4 separate regions of the Homo sapiens genome follow, and regions 2, 3 and 4 are each linked to region 1. A link is a contact called in ENCODE Hi-C or POLR2A ChIA-PET data. All regions are on one chromosome and are shown on one strand. The core of a region is the stretch at or near the end of the contact, and the rest is flanking DNA. Distances in the headings are between cores, read along the strand shown. Region 1 holds the start of SRPRB (SRP receptor subunit beta). Region 2 holds the start of STAG1 (STAG1 cohesin complex component). Region 3 holds the start of ATP2C1 (ATPase secretory pathway Ca2+ transporting 1). Region 4 holds the start of ASTE1 (asteroid structure-specific endonuclease 1).

Region 1 (3,123 bases), core at 349-2,848:
GGCGTAGTGTTGCACGCCTGTAGTCCCAGCTACTCGGAGGCTGAGGTGGGAGAATCATCTGAGTCCCAGAGGTCAAGGCTGCAATGAGCAGAGATCTCGCCACTGCACTCCAGCCTGGGCATTGGAGTGAGACACTCCCTCAAAAAAAAAAAAAAAAAAAAAATGGAGGTATTTCTTTAATGGAAGGGAAATAATTTATACTCTCAAAAAGAAGAGTTAAAAAGCAGAAAACCTCTCCTATTCACCACATTAAAATACACTGTTAAAAATACTAAATGTATTAAAAATAAATATTAGTAAAAAGAAGCCTAACTAGCCCACTATGTCAAAGAAGGATCACCCTGTGAAAAAGTGTCTTCGATAAACTGTCCTAAGAATTTGTTAACGAAGGAATTATAAACTGTAGGACACTAGCTTCTATGCCTTCTGCTATTCTGGAATGAAACTAATTAAATAAAATCCTTGAATGTGATAAAGACTAAATATCAGCATCTGGCAAGGGCAAACAGAAAAAAAAAAGGAGAAATGACCAATATTTCTCAATTATGGGTTTCTACGAGTCTTTTTGTTCTCCCAAGTAAGTCAAGAATTAACTTCCAAATTTAACAGCATCAGCTTCTTTTACAAAATAAACCGTGAGATGACAGGAATACTGGGATCTATAAAATTTTCTATTAAGCTTAACAGGGGTGTCAATGAAATCATTTACCCTGACAAAGAGCAACGTTTTCCCGGAATCACAAAGGCCAACAAGAAGAACAGCTCTCTGACTGCTCCTTCTGCTCCGGATTAACTTCCAGAAGACTGTGGAATAGACAGAGAAAAACAACAAAAATTACGCCTTGGGAATCAGTATATGTGCATGGCTGGGGTGGGGAAATTCACAGAAGTCTGTGACGAAACACCTCATTCACCTGGAACTGACTTTTATCATAATGGTTACTATTGCTGTTGTTAGGGATCCACTGAGAGCCAGGCACTGTCAACTGTCAACTTTTCTTTGCAGTCCTTACTCTGACTGGGACTCAGGTGCTATCTCACTACCTTGGTATCCCAGCGCCCGCACGCAAACACGGGAGGCTGAAAGTTGGTGTCAAGACCCTGAGTCTTTGCAGTGAGAACAGCGGAAGGCGAGGAACAGCGCGCTCAAGCGTAACAGGGCAGATGACGAAGAGCAATCTGCGCCCCAAGGACCAGGACGTTAACTCCGGGGGTTGCCCGGCATCCCCCTTAACGCCCAGCTGCTGCCGCTGCTTCAGGAGAGAGGGTGGGGTGTAGACTGGGTGGGTCTCACCCTCCTGATGCCCTCAAGGCGCCCTCTCAGCCCCGCGTCCCCGGCCTGCAGCGGTGCAGCCAAAGCCCGGACCTCTGCCCGCCCCAAACCCGCCATGACCACCGGCCGCCTTTTACCTAGCGTCAGCAGCACCGCAAGAACCGCCACCACTACTGACAACAGCGTTGGGTCCGTCTGCTGCAGCTCCTGCCGCAAGGTGTCTAGGTAGGGCTGGAAGGTGCCCCCGGCACCGCCGCCATCTGCCACCCGGCGCGAGTCCGCGGAAGCCATGGATGAGACGCGTGGTCCCCGGTACAGCAAAAGCGACGTGGCCCTGCACTCTGCGCAGGCGCGGGGAGCAGAGCCTCACGCGAATGGTGGTTCCTAAGCCATAGTCTCTCCCTCAGCCGCGGCGATCCCCCAAGTGCTTGATGGGAGTTGTAGTTCTCTGGGACTCCGTCCTCCTACAGAACGATAGGGGCAGACAGGTTATTTGTCGAGGGACACACACATCTTTTAAGAGATGAGTCAGTCGTCGTCACCTACGTTATGACTGTTGAAAGAATGATGAAATGAATAAAATGAATGAATGGCTCCCGAAACTACCACTGAGGAGTTCCCGACCGTCGCTAAGTGACGTGAGACTTGTGAAGAACTCAAGCATCCTACAAACATTTAATCTGAATTTAATGTGACAAGGGATGTGACAGATGGATGTACGGAGCGATGTGGGAATACATAATGGGACGCGGAGTCCATCATGAGTTCAGAGAAAAGCTTCTGGACATTGGAATTGAGTCCTGAAGAATGAGTTAGCATCTGCGAGTGGTTAAAGGAAAAAAAGGTGCTGTGCAGAAGAAAATGAGTGTAAGAAACGATGTATGTGGGAACCCTAAGTAATTCAGTGCCCCTACACTGTCAATCTAGGGCTGCAAACTCAAATGTCTGCATTAAAGGAAGCAACTAGGAAAATCAACGCCCAGGAGAGCTGGGGCTGTTGAAAACTGCAGGAGGTATTTCTGCTGAAAGTAGGGCCGACCCTATTCAGCCAGGTAGGTGTTATGGGACCTGGGTGGCCGGTTCTTCCAGTTTTCAAGAGAAGCAATAAAGGCAGATTTTTATAGGAAATTTTCCACTTTTGAAATTTTCTGTAGGTAATTGAAAGCATTCAAAAACTTGTGGCCCAAATAAAACACCAAAAGTGGCCAGCCTAGAGGGTCCCAGTTCACAGTCTCTGTCATTAAACAGCTGTCATTGTTTTAAAATGTACACATTATTTAATTTAATTGTATGGCTGAGTAGAGACATGAAGATGTCAGTGTCACTGAAAGATTGAAAAAAGTTTATTACAGTTCCACATTGCCATTGAAAAAGTTGTCAGCATCAAAATGGAGTCACTTGTATTTTTTTTTTTAATCAGAAAAATGGAGCTGGTGAAAGGCCATGGAGGGAGGGTTCTCAGGCACCCATGCCTGATGACAAAAACTGTCACAAAAGACTGCAAAAACCACAGACTTGCACAAAGGCCATCGCAACCTTACACACAAAAAAATACATCTGTTAGGACGGCTACCCAGCAACTCCCTGTCCAACCTAGTACTGATGCCATCCTTGCCATTTGATCCTTGTAGCCAAGGATAATTATCTTAAAACAATTATGGAATCTGACTCATTTTTTCTTTAAAAATCTTTGTCTTCCTTTACACCCCCCTGAATATGCACATAGTTGACTATGGCATGCGTAGTCCCATTGCAATGCCTATTCCAGAATAAATATTATTTTCTTTTAGAGCGTCCCTCTCTGCTTGTTATTTAGCTTGATACCACTCAGGGCCACACAAAACCTCACC
Region 2 (3,123 bases), core at 186-2,685, 2.9 Mb before region 1:
CCGGAATTGGAGTCCCATAGCTCTGAGCCCAGGAAACTGGATGAATTTATCTATTAGTATGGACTGGGACTGGCATCTTTAACAACATGGAAAGCTTGAAACAGTCTTTGTGGAAAATAGGAGATCAGCCAGAGATTAGAAGAAAACGCAAGAAAATTATAAGTAGGAGTCCAGTCACGAATTCATATCCAATCTGGTCAGTTATGACTTCCTCCAGCGAAAAGCCACACATCTTGCAAACCCTTGAGAGAGAAAACACAAATAGGGGTAACCTACTGGAGACAGGCCCTTAAGACTATAAAGTAGTTGAGCGATTCCATACTGAAATAGAGTTGGCTATAGCGATAGAGAAGTTAGTCATATATGGGGCTAATGATCCAGGAGAGTAAGGATTCACTTTTGTGGTGAAAAGTTGTAAGCAGGTGAAAGGTAGGGATCCATGGCCACGGACGGGCAGGTGGAGATCAGGGAAGAGGCGACGTTAAACATAAATAGTTTGTTAATGATTTCACCTTACTGATTATTTCTCTTTTGGCATCTAGAAGGCTAAGATTCTCATGTGTATTTCAGAGCTACTGAAAGTAGTCCTAGGTTGTGGAGGGAGAAATCCACTTTCACAGCTGAGTCTATCTTCTCAGTCTAGTTATATTCTCCTCTCACAAACTAGCCAATGCTGCCGCCTTATGCAAAGCCGACACCACGGAAAGATGTGCTTTACAGAGGCAGGATGACGCCAATCGGCCTAGGGCCGGCGGTGTTTCGTCTAGATTAATGGCGAGGGAAGTCCCCAATAGTCCTTTTGAAACCTTTTCACTCTTGCCTGGTGAAAGCGCTTGTCAGCCGTAAATCGCGAATACAATGCTAAGCTCTGAGGCCCTTGCTAAATCCAAGTAGGAGCAGGGATCTGCGCGGCCTCACCCTCGGGTTTCCGCAGGGCGTCTCGAGAGCTGCGGATGGGGGCAGCAGGAGCCGGGCGGGAACAGAGGAAAGCGCCGGCCCTGAGACCTAGGGAGGAGCCTCGGTGAAGGAACCCGGGGCGGGTTCCTGCCTAGATCTCCAAGAAGCTCCAAAAATGGCGGGCGGCAACTCGGCGAGCCGGACGCGCAGGCGCCACCGTGGCCGTCCTTCCGCCAGCCGCGGGCGGCCCAAGAACCGTCCACAGCGCCCTTATCCAGAAGCCTACGCCTCTCGCGATTGGCTGAACTGCGCGAGCGCTCCGTGTGGGGGCGGGGCCGCCACGCAGCGGCCACGTTTCCCGCCCCGCTGGTGCGCGTGCGCGCAATCCCCACTGGAAAGCGTTTGCGCGCGCCCCTGCCGCGGCCCCTAGCTCGCGCCTCAGCTCCCTCCCCTTTCCGGGCAGGCCCGTCCCGTCAGCAAGGCAGTGAGCACCGCGGCCAGCAGAGGGCGGTCCGGACCCAAGTCTGCAGCGGCGCCATTGGCGTGTGGAAAATGCCACCAGATGGCGGGTTAGGATTGCAGCTCCGTTGAAGGCGCGGCCCCCGCTCCCGAACCCCCGGCGACCACCCCGTAACAACCCCCCCACATCGGGAATAACACACCGGAGACTTTTGGGGGGAAACTAGGTCGATGGTCGGCGGCGCCCGGATGGGCAGCTGAGGTGAGTGCGGGCGGCGGCGACGGCGGCGGGGGGCGGGAAAGAGGGGGAATGCGGCGGCAGCGGCGCGGGGGCTGGAAGCGCCGATCCAAGATGGAGGCCGGGCGAGAGCGAGAGAGCGCGAGCGGCGAGCGGGCGGGCCGGGCGCGGGCCCCGTGCGGGGGAGGGAGGCCGCGCGGGCCTGTGCGGGGTGCGGCGGTCGTGGGCCGTCCGAGTGCCCGGAGAGACGTCTGTGGGCGCGGTGGGCACCCCGGCGTCTTCGTCGCTTGCCACCCCTCCCGCGGGCACCAAAAATTTTGCCCCCGCCCGCCCGGGCACTACGGCGACAGGCGCGGAAGCCTTTGTGGCGCGCTCGGGCCCGCCGCCAAGCCCGCCCTCCGCCCCCCCCCGCCCGGGCTCTCGGGAGTCGCCCGCGCCCAGCGGGGCCGGGCCGACGCGGGCTGGCGCGAATGCCTTCCGCCGCCTGCCGACCTGCGTTTCTGCGGTGTTTTAGCGGCGGCGGCGTCACATGACAACGAGTTCATTTCAGCGGAGGGGCCTGGGGGGTCGCTCGGCGGGGCGGCTGGCCCAGGCTTCTTGTTGGCGGGGTGGGGCAGCGGGGTGGCGGCTGGGGGAGATGCATCAATGCTGGGCTTTCCAGCTATCTGCCCTCTCAGCCCCCGACGGGGGCCTCCTTGTGAAACGTGTCCAGGCCTAAGCACTGCCCCGCTAGTTTGCCAGTCCCCTGAGAGACGAGGCCAATAAAAGTTGTTTTCCCTCCTTTCTCGAGGTGGGGGCGGGGTGGGAAACTAGAGTGCTTGGAGTTGGACCTGAGCCCCGTTTGCAGGGTCCGAACTGGGTTCTTCTTGTATGGTATGGGTACTAAGAAATTTTCAGGTTTTAGGATTGTCACGTCACCCCCATCTACCCACATTTGAAATGTTATCTGTCGATTCTCTTCACATTGCAGGGAATCGTGCTCCGGGAGTATAAGTCATAGGATAGTTTTGGACACTTACAGACAAAAAAAAAACAAAAAAAAAAAACGCAATTTGTCATAAAAAAAAATTATTTGCTGTTAAAGTTGGTGTTAAGATGGATAGAGTTTATTCTCGTGATTCTGACTAGAAAGACTTGCATCTTCGCAAAAATAGTGTTTACTTGAGAAAGTATCTGAATTGGCACAAAGTTGTGTGATTTGTAACTTATCTGGAATTTGAATGACTCTACATTTTAGTTTTCCTCGTGTTTTAAGAAAATTGCACATTCCGATGGTGAAGCACTTAGGGAAATATACAGAAGAGTGAAAATAAAAATAACTTGTTTATTGTATGGTAATGTAACGTACCTTGTTCTAATATTCATAATGTATGAGGAATTCAGACTGAAAAATTTTAACCAAGTAGGGAAATATGGAATGGAAAGAAGCAGAAATGTTATTTCCTTGCTTTTGATGATTAAGAATACTTATAAGACAAATTGTTACCCAAATAAAGTTGTAGAAGATCTACAGGTGTTTTGCCACGCAT
Region 3 (3,123 bases), core at 412-2,911, 2.9 Mb after region 1:
ATCAAGCTTACATTCTCAACAATGGAAAAACAAATTAGAAGCAGCCAGCAAGACTGCAGCTCCTTTATACCAGACACATATTTTTTAAAACAAATTATACCAGAGGAAAAAACTGTCATTTGTTAAGTATCTTTTATAGTATTTTGCAGCCCGGTTAAAGGCAGAAGAAAAAAAAATGATCACGCACAAGTCAGAAGTCAGTCCAAAGAATAAGTGTTGTTTCAGGAGGGGGAAAAAAAATCACTTATTCACAGTTGTTCAACAATTTTAAAAATAATCAGTGCTGTGTAGGAAAAGCATTAAATATTTTAACGAGGCCAAAGGGATCATGTAACATGTGAATGACGATCTAATGTGTCCAAAGTGTACAGTGAACAAACAGGTTCCGCTGTCAGCCTCCTAAATGATGTTTTGAAATAGGGTGGAACTTTAAGAAAAGCACTCATCTCATAACATTTCATTAAATTCACTGGGTTTTTTTTGTGAATTGAAAAATAATGAGTTTTTTCCCCAATGCTAGACATAATAAAACATGGCTTGCTTTCTTATAAATGAATCCTGCCACACACCACATCGAGGCTTGAAACGCCAATATACAGAGATGCAGCCCCATCCCCTTGTCCCCCATTTCCACTTCCCCTCGAGTAATTCCTTTCAAATAGCTATTTAAACATGCACAGACGCTATCTGAAATGAAAACTTCCCTCTCATTCCCTAAGCTGAAGAGAGCAGGAATTCCTCAAGAAAGCTGAATCAAGCTCAGTCACCCACAGAACCTCAATCTCTCAAATGCCCCATGTTACCAAAATAAAAGCTGGATACCCTAAGTAAGCAAATCCTTGGACACTTCACATACACAGTAAATAAATAAGCTCACGAAAATAAAAAGGTGGAAAAACAAAGACAACTTAAAAGCAAACCACCACACCCTCAACTCCGCGTTGCAACCGGTCGGCCAGGGGCCTTTACCTTCATTTTCCATCGAAACTGCACTCGGGTTGATGGCTACAAAGTCTTTAGTGTCAGCCACGGCCACACTGGGAATAGAGAGGAGAGGAGGAGGACAAGGAAGAGAAGCCCCCGGAATCCCAGGCTGTCACCCCCGCTCCCGGCCACGCGTCCCACGGCTGCTCCCACCACCCCTAGCAGCAGCATCTGCAAGAGAAACCAGGAGAAGCGGCGCTGACGAGAGGCTGAGGAAGGAGTTCCCCGCCCAGCCACTATCTCGGGAGCCCCCCTCCCCAAGATCCCGCACCCGCCCCGTCGTGTGCCCGCAACGTCCCCAGCTCACGCCAGCGGGGCGGCGCCCTAGAGATGCCCCCCCATCCAGGGGATACCCGAACCTCCCCTTCCTTCAGAACCTGGAAGTTTCTAGAAATGGGGGCAGGAGGTAATACTGGTACCCACCCAAAGCCCCGGACAGCCCTCCTCCAGGCTGCGGGGTCTCAGCCGCGGGGCTCGCGGGGGCGCCCCGCGCGCCTCGGGAGAAGAGGAGCTGCTCGCGGGGCAGCGGTGCGAGGCGGGAGCCTGCTCCCGGCGTGAGAAGAAGCGAGCGGGAGGGAGGAAGGGAGGGAGAGAGGGCGGGCGGGGAGGGGAGAGAAGAGGAGGTGAGGGGACCCGTCACGGTCCGCCGGGCCGGCTCCGCGAGGCCGTGCTGGTCTGCTCCCGCCTCCGACTCCTGCGCTCCGCCCCTCCCCGCCGCCGGCCGCCCAGTCGCGCCCCGCACTCCTGGGCCAGCCGCGAACCCAGCTTTGTCACTATTACTTCCGCTGAGAGAGGTGCGCGCAGGCGCATTCGTGTTCACGGGCTGGGAAGGCGGAAGTGAAGTGAAGGCCGAGACTTCGGCCCGGAATGGACAATGTTTGGGTTTGGATCCGTCCGGTAGGAGGTCGCTCGGGGTTGGTGGCCCGCCTTGTTCTTGCTGGCGCCTCCCTTACCCCAGGGACGGTGTCCGCCCGTTTATATGCACCCCCTGAACGCGAGGGTCGGAGATTCGCCCACGCCCCGTGTCGGCCACGCATTCCCGTGGGGCGGCCGCGGGGTCGGCCCAAGCTGAGAGTCATGGCCGCTGTCCCCGAGGCGTTTAAGCGCTCTCTACAAAGTCTGTAGGGGAAGCTGCTCCCGTCGGGGTGGCAGTCACAATCTCAGCAGGCAACGTTGAGGCCCACGGAAGGAAGGGGCGAGGTGTCCATGCTCCTGCCAGGGACTGGAGCACCGTGAGCAGCCTCCCGAGTCTCGCACTCTCACTTGCAAAACCCTGCACTGACTGCTTGGTTCTTGGGGGAGCCGGTAATCGCGGGGCGACTTCCCAAAATTCTTTAAGGGGTGTGCTTAGTTACCATGTGTAATGAGAGAGCAAGGTTCAGCCTCAGAGAGCTCCAGGGAGAGCTAATCTTTTTCATTCGTTTGTGGTATATGGAACTGGGGAGAGGCTGGAACAGCAATTAGAAACCAGTCGTACAGCTGTCGAAGCCAATGAACGAGCACTTCTTTTAGCAGCTGTACCTTTGTCCAGTGTCAATGCCTTTTCACACGTAAACATTTCACTTGCTCGGCATCTTACCCAGACCCCTAATAAGTGCTTTTTAATGAACGATTGGTTTTAATAAACCGTGGTGAGCCAGACATATAATGTTGAACAGAAGTCCTCTCACACCCATAACCACTAGAGGGCAGGGCTTCACCTACTGAGTTGGTGATCATCCTACAGAGAACTCAAAAGAAAATTTCCGTATATGCTAGATGTGTTTTTCTCCATCAACACTTAGACACTTTACAAATTTGCTTTTTATCTCAGGTCCTGTAACATATCGCAGTGTGCTCTCTAACCACACGTTCAACATCAGAATTAACGGACGGGGTTGCCTGTGTTTCTATATTTGTTCCCAAGTAAGTGGTACTAGACTAGGATTGAAAATTCTGGACAGCTTTCTAGATTTACCTTTCTTTTAAGAAATATTGAACTTTTATTCAGCGAGGTCACTTTTAAAGATGAACCCATAAAAATCACTATCAAGTAGATTTCTAGTCTTAACGAGTTAACTATGATCCACCTCTGGCATGCATGGTCAGTGATTTTTGTCTGCACAATGACGGAGCCAAATTAACGGACGGGGTTGCCTG
Region 4 (3,123 bases), core at 455-2,954, 2.8 Mb after region 1:
TGAGTAGGTACAAAGTAAAATCACTTTTATTTCATCAGAATGTTAAATGTTTTGTTAGTTATCAAGAAAAGTGTGCTTTTGTTTTAAATCTATATAGAAATAACATTTTAAATTGAAAACTGCCTACACCTTGAAGTTAGGTTTTCATATTCAACAATTCCAAAGCTATGAGACAAAAACCTAGTTTTTAAGGATGGTCAATGGGCTTTACGTGGTGGTGTCCGTCAACCACAAAAACTACTAGGGCAATTAACCACAAAAATCCTCAAAACAGAACATAAGTAAATGCCCATTTACAACATTTTCCTTCTTAAAATGTATGAATCAGTTAAGTTGTACCTAATACCAGTGAGATTAGTTACCAGCTTTTTCTTTTCCCTTCCAAAGACACGTTAGTAAAATCTGCTGGAAAAACAACTACAGAGCAGGCCTCTAAATATACCTTTTGTTTTTACTTCCCCTTCACTGTCATAAAAGTGATGCCGTCTGGCCATACTAAGCTGTTCAAATAAATATATGGACTTACAGACTTTCCAGCTGAAAAGGGTCCTTCAGGTCACTCAGTAATTCTCCTTATTTTAAAGATGAGATTAAGGTTCCTTTTAGAGAAGGACAGAATTAGGGACGGACAGAATGAGAAGTTCACTTCTAGCGGCTCTTATTTTAAAGGACAGTCTAAACCCAGCAGTGCTTAAGTAGTCTGGTCCAGGCTGCAGAAGACTCTGGGACTAGGTTCCCTCCCGCCCACCCTCACAGACTCAGCCCTGCCACCCCCATCCCAGTCCACTTTTAGGTCATCCATTCCATTAGTCTCCTCTGCGCAACCATAAACCTACCCAAGAATGTGTCGCATTGTCTAGATTCTAGAACTATCTGTTCACTTGACAACACGCTCCCCCTCGAGGTTTGAGTGAACTTGGGCACTGCGAACACATCTTCTTTATTTCTGCATCCCCAATCCCTGGCATACCTCCTGGCATATACTAGGTGTTTAACAAACCTTGTTAAGGCAAGTAAGTGTCCAGCAGATCAACTGCCGCCCAAAGGAGAGAAAAAAGGTTAGTTAAGAAAGCTAGATGGGAACTTGGAGAAAGTTACTACCTTGTGCAAACTACCCGTTCTCGGTGAAACAGATCTGGCTGGGGGCAAAAGACAACGGAAGGAGTATTTATCACAAGTTGAAAACCAGTAGTTATCTTCCCAGGTAATAAGAGGAAGGCAATTTGTCACCAGTTTCTGCTACAGCACAAATCTACCTTTAAAGTAAATCTTAACCTTAAGGTAAAACGAACAATTCCTTGCTTCTTCACCTTTTTAAACATTTACATTTTGGCAAAGCAGGTTAACGTTTATTGAGGGGCACTGAGACTGGAGTACATCCGGAGGTAAGATGTCCAGGAAAGCGAGGAGATCGCAGCCATGGCGTCCTAGAGATTCGGAACCCAGCCCGGGCAGCTTGAAACCATTACCTTCCCCCTCGCAGGGGAGCCTGGCTAGCCCCAAGGAGGACAGTTCGCTTTACCTTTCCCTGTCGTGGTCGGAGCGGCGCCCGGGGCTGCCCAAGTCTTGCGGGTAATCGGGCAGGCCTCAAACTAGGGGCAACCACACCCACCGAGCGCCAGACACCGCGGGCCACGGCTGTTTGGAACCGTGGCCAGGGAGACGGCGCGGGGCATACTGGGAAGTCGGGGCGAGGCGGCACCAAGGCGGAAGTGTTCGCCGACCCAAGTAGGCGGAGAAAGCAGAGGAGGACCGGCGGGCCAAGCTTTCCTAGCCTGACAGCAGCCATTTCGGAACGTACGTCCCAGCCCTCTTTAGCTACTTAGCGCCTCTGGGCCCGAGAACACCTGCTCCTTGGCTCAGTCTGGCGCCACCGGCATCACGGAACTGTACTTCCCAGAGACGTCACACCGGGAGACTTCCGATTCCCGCTCTTGAGATTGGACTCTCACGTGCAGGAGCCAGTCCTCGCTGGGCTCTAGCGGGCTTCTGATGGAGGAGCTACTCCTCTGGGAGGACAGAGTAGGTGGGCTCTGCTGCAGGTCCGGGCGGCGGGTTGTGAGGGCCGAGGTGGCACGGTGTATGAAGGCCTGTGTTTGAAGACTTAGGTCAGACCTTTTGCCCGCCTTTCCCCTATGCAGCTCTATGCAACTGTCTGTGCAAGGTCCTGTAATTTGCGTAGGACGCCTTGACACAGTCTCTGCTTATGGACGCTTTACAAAACTATCTTGCAAAGAAATAAGTACTATACAGGATAAGGTTCTGAGATACTGACAGGGCTGGAACTAGGGTGAGATAAGTGTAAAATGTAAATGGATGCCAATAAAATTCAGTAATCAAGGTAAGTTTTAATGCAATCTCTAAAAATCAAAATTATAGCAAAAAAAATCCATGACTGACAAAATGTCACGATTTTAAGTAATAGTAACAGTACCGTGCTGTGCCATATTGAAGCCCGAGGTGTCAAAAGAAAAACCATCAATTCTGATCCTGCGAGTTAAGTTAGCCAGGTGAGGAAGCGTAGCTGGGCCAGATATGCAAAATAAGATGATGAAAAGAGCTCGTGGTTAGGGGTGTAACTGGATAGAGGGGTTCCTAGAGGCATGAAGCAGTTTTCCTTATACCAAAAACTATGCCAATTAAGAAGGGCCCACAAATCCAAAGCCTGAAAGAAGTTCCGTGACTGATTGTCAATACAAAAGAAAAACTTGATCCTTATCATAGGTCCTACACACCTTACTTTACTGAAGCCCAAATGCTTTGTGATTATGAGATGAATATGATATCTTTTTTTTAGCTTAGGACTTTTTACTTTGACCCCACAAAACAAATACTCTGTGCTGTAAGATGTTGACTATTACCACTTAAGAATCAAAGTTCACAGAACTTCTATACTGGTGTGTCAGTAATGGACTTCAACTGATTTTTCTTTAGAATTAGCAGCAGCCTCTGTCACCATCCAAAGATTACAACCCATGAAACCATTGAATTTGTGCCTTGTATCAGAAAGCAAAGGAGAATGAAAAAGCACAGCTAACATTGCTTGAGGATCTAGGTAAGAATTTATGATGTTGATATCTATGTTCTATCTAAAGAGCACTTCATAACATTTGCTATTGATTT

The links. Hi-C counts contacts between places; a loop is a spot of excess contacts on that map. ChIA-PET counts read pairs that join two places held with the same protein, here RNA polymerase II (POLR2A). Pooled maps may share reads with other maps.
Region 2: a loop to region 1 is called in a map of CD8-positive, alpha-beta T cell, with 22 times the contacts of the local background. The contact joins the promoter of STAG1 here to the promoter of SRPRB in region 1. A Hi-C loop is called at or near these places in 2 of 168 maps with a recorded cell type or tissue (CD8-positive, alpha-beta T cell and naive thymus-derived CD4-positive, alpha-beta T cell) and 10 of 50 pooled maps.
Region 3: a map of CD8-positive, alpha-beta T cell shows a loop between it and region 1 (14-fold over the local background). The contact joins the promoter of ATP2C1 here to the promoter of SRPRB in region 1. A Hi-C loop is called at or near these places in 4 of 168 maps with a recorded cell type or tissue (CD4-positive, alpha-beta memory T cell, CD8-positive, alpha-beta T cell and naive thymus-derived CD4-positive, alpha-beta T cell) and 7 of 50 pooled maps. POLR2A ChIA-PET finds 5 or more read pairs at or near these places in 1 of 52 experiments (naive thymus-derived CD4-positive, alpha-beta T cell).
Region 4: a loop to region 1 is called in a map of CD8-positive, alpha-beta T cell, with 15 times the contacts of the local background. The contact joins the promoter of ASTE1 here to the promoter of SRPRB in region 1. A Hi-C loop is called at or near these places in 3 of 168 maps with a recorded cell type or tissue (CD8-positive, alpha-beta T cell and naive thymus-derived CD4-positive, alpha-beta T cell) and 8 of 50 pooled maps. POLR2A ChIA-PET finds 5 or more read pairs at or near these places in 1 of 52 experiments (CD4-positive, alpha-beta T cell).

What each region holds. Positions count from the first base shown.
Region 1 is chr3:133,804,290-133,807,412 of GRCh38, reverse strand. It overlaps SRPRB (SRP receptor subunit beta), which reads right to left and starts at 1,598. Exons shown (of 7, transcript NM_001379313.1): 1 at 1,411-1,598; 2 at 710-804. The coding sequence starts at 1,564. It overlaps LOC105374116 (a long non-coding RNA gene), which reads left to right and starts at 1,930. Exons shown (of 3, transcript XR_924513.3): 1 at 1,930-2,325. RefSeq lists enhancers at 1,037-1,146, 1,177-1,226, 1,337-1,546, 1,687-1,746, 1,837-1,946.
Region 2 is chr3:136,750,690-136,753,812 of GRCh38, reverse strand. It overlaps STAG1 (STAG1 cohesin complex component), which reads left to right and starts at 1,435. Exons shown (of 34, transcript NM_005862.3): 1 at 1,435-1,618. STAG1-DT (STAG1 divergent transcript) reads right to left here and starts at 1,142. Exons shown (of 1, transcript NR_185911.1): 1 at 1-1,142. RefSeq lists enhancers at 127-1,058, 852-1,171, 1,059-1,990 and silencers at 1,182-1,411, 1,732-2,111.
Region 3 is chr3:130,892,622-130,895,744 of GRCh38, reverse strand. ATP2C1 (ATPase secretory pathway Ca2+ transporting 1) reads right to left here and starts at 1,661. Exons shown (of 28, transcript NM_001378687.1): 1 at 1,408-1,661; 2 at 970-1,155. The coding sequence starts at 975. LOC107986023 (a long non-coding RNA gene) reads left to right here and starts at 1,824. Exons shown (of 3, transcript XR_001740492.2): 1 at 1,824-2,889. RefSeq lists a silencer at 1,407-1,796 and an enhancer at 1,887-2,106.
Region 4 is chr3:131,025,406-131,028,528 of GRCh38, reverse strand. ASTE1 (asteroid structure-specific endonuclease 1) reads left to right here and starts at 1,704. Exons shown (of 6, transcript NM_014065.4): 1 at 1,704-2,022; 2 at 2,935-3,055. NEK11 (NIMA related kinase 11) reads right to left here and starts at 1,652. Exons shown (of 18, transcript NM_024800.5): 1 at 1,523-1,652; 2 at 527-599. RefSeq lists enhancers at 1,343-1,532, 1,613-1,672, 1,813-2,052.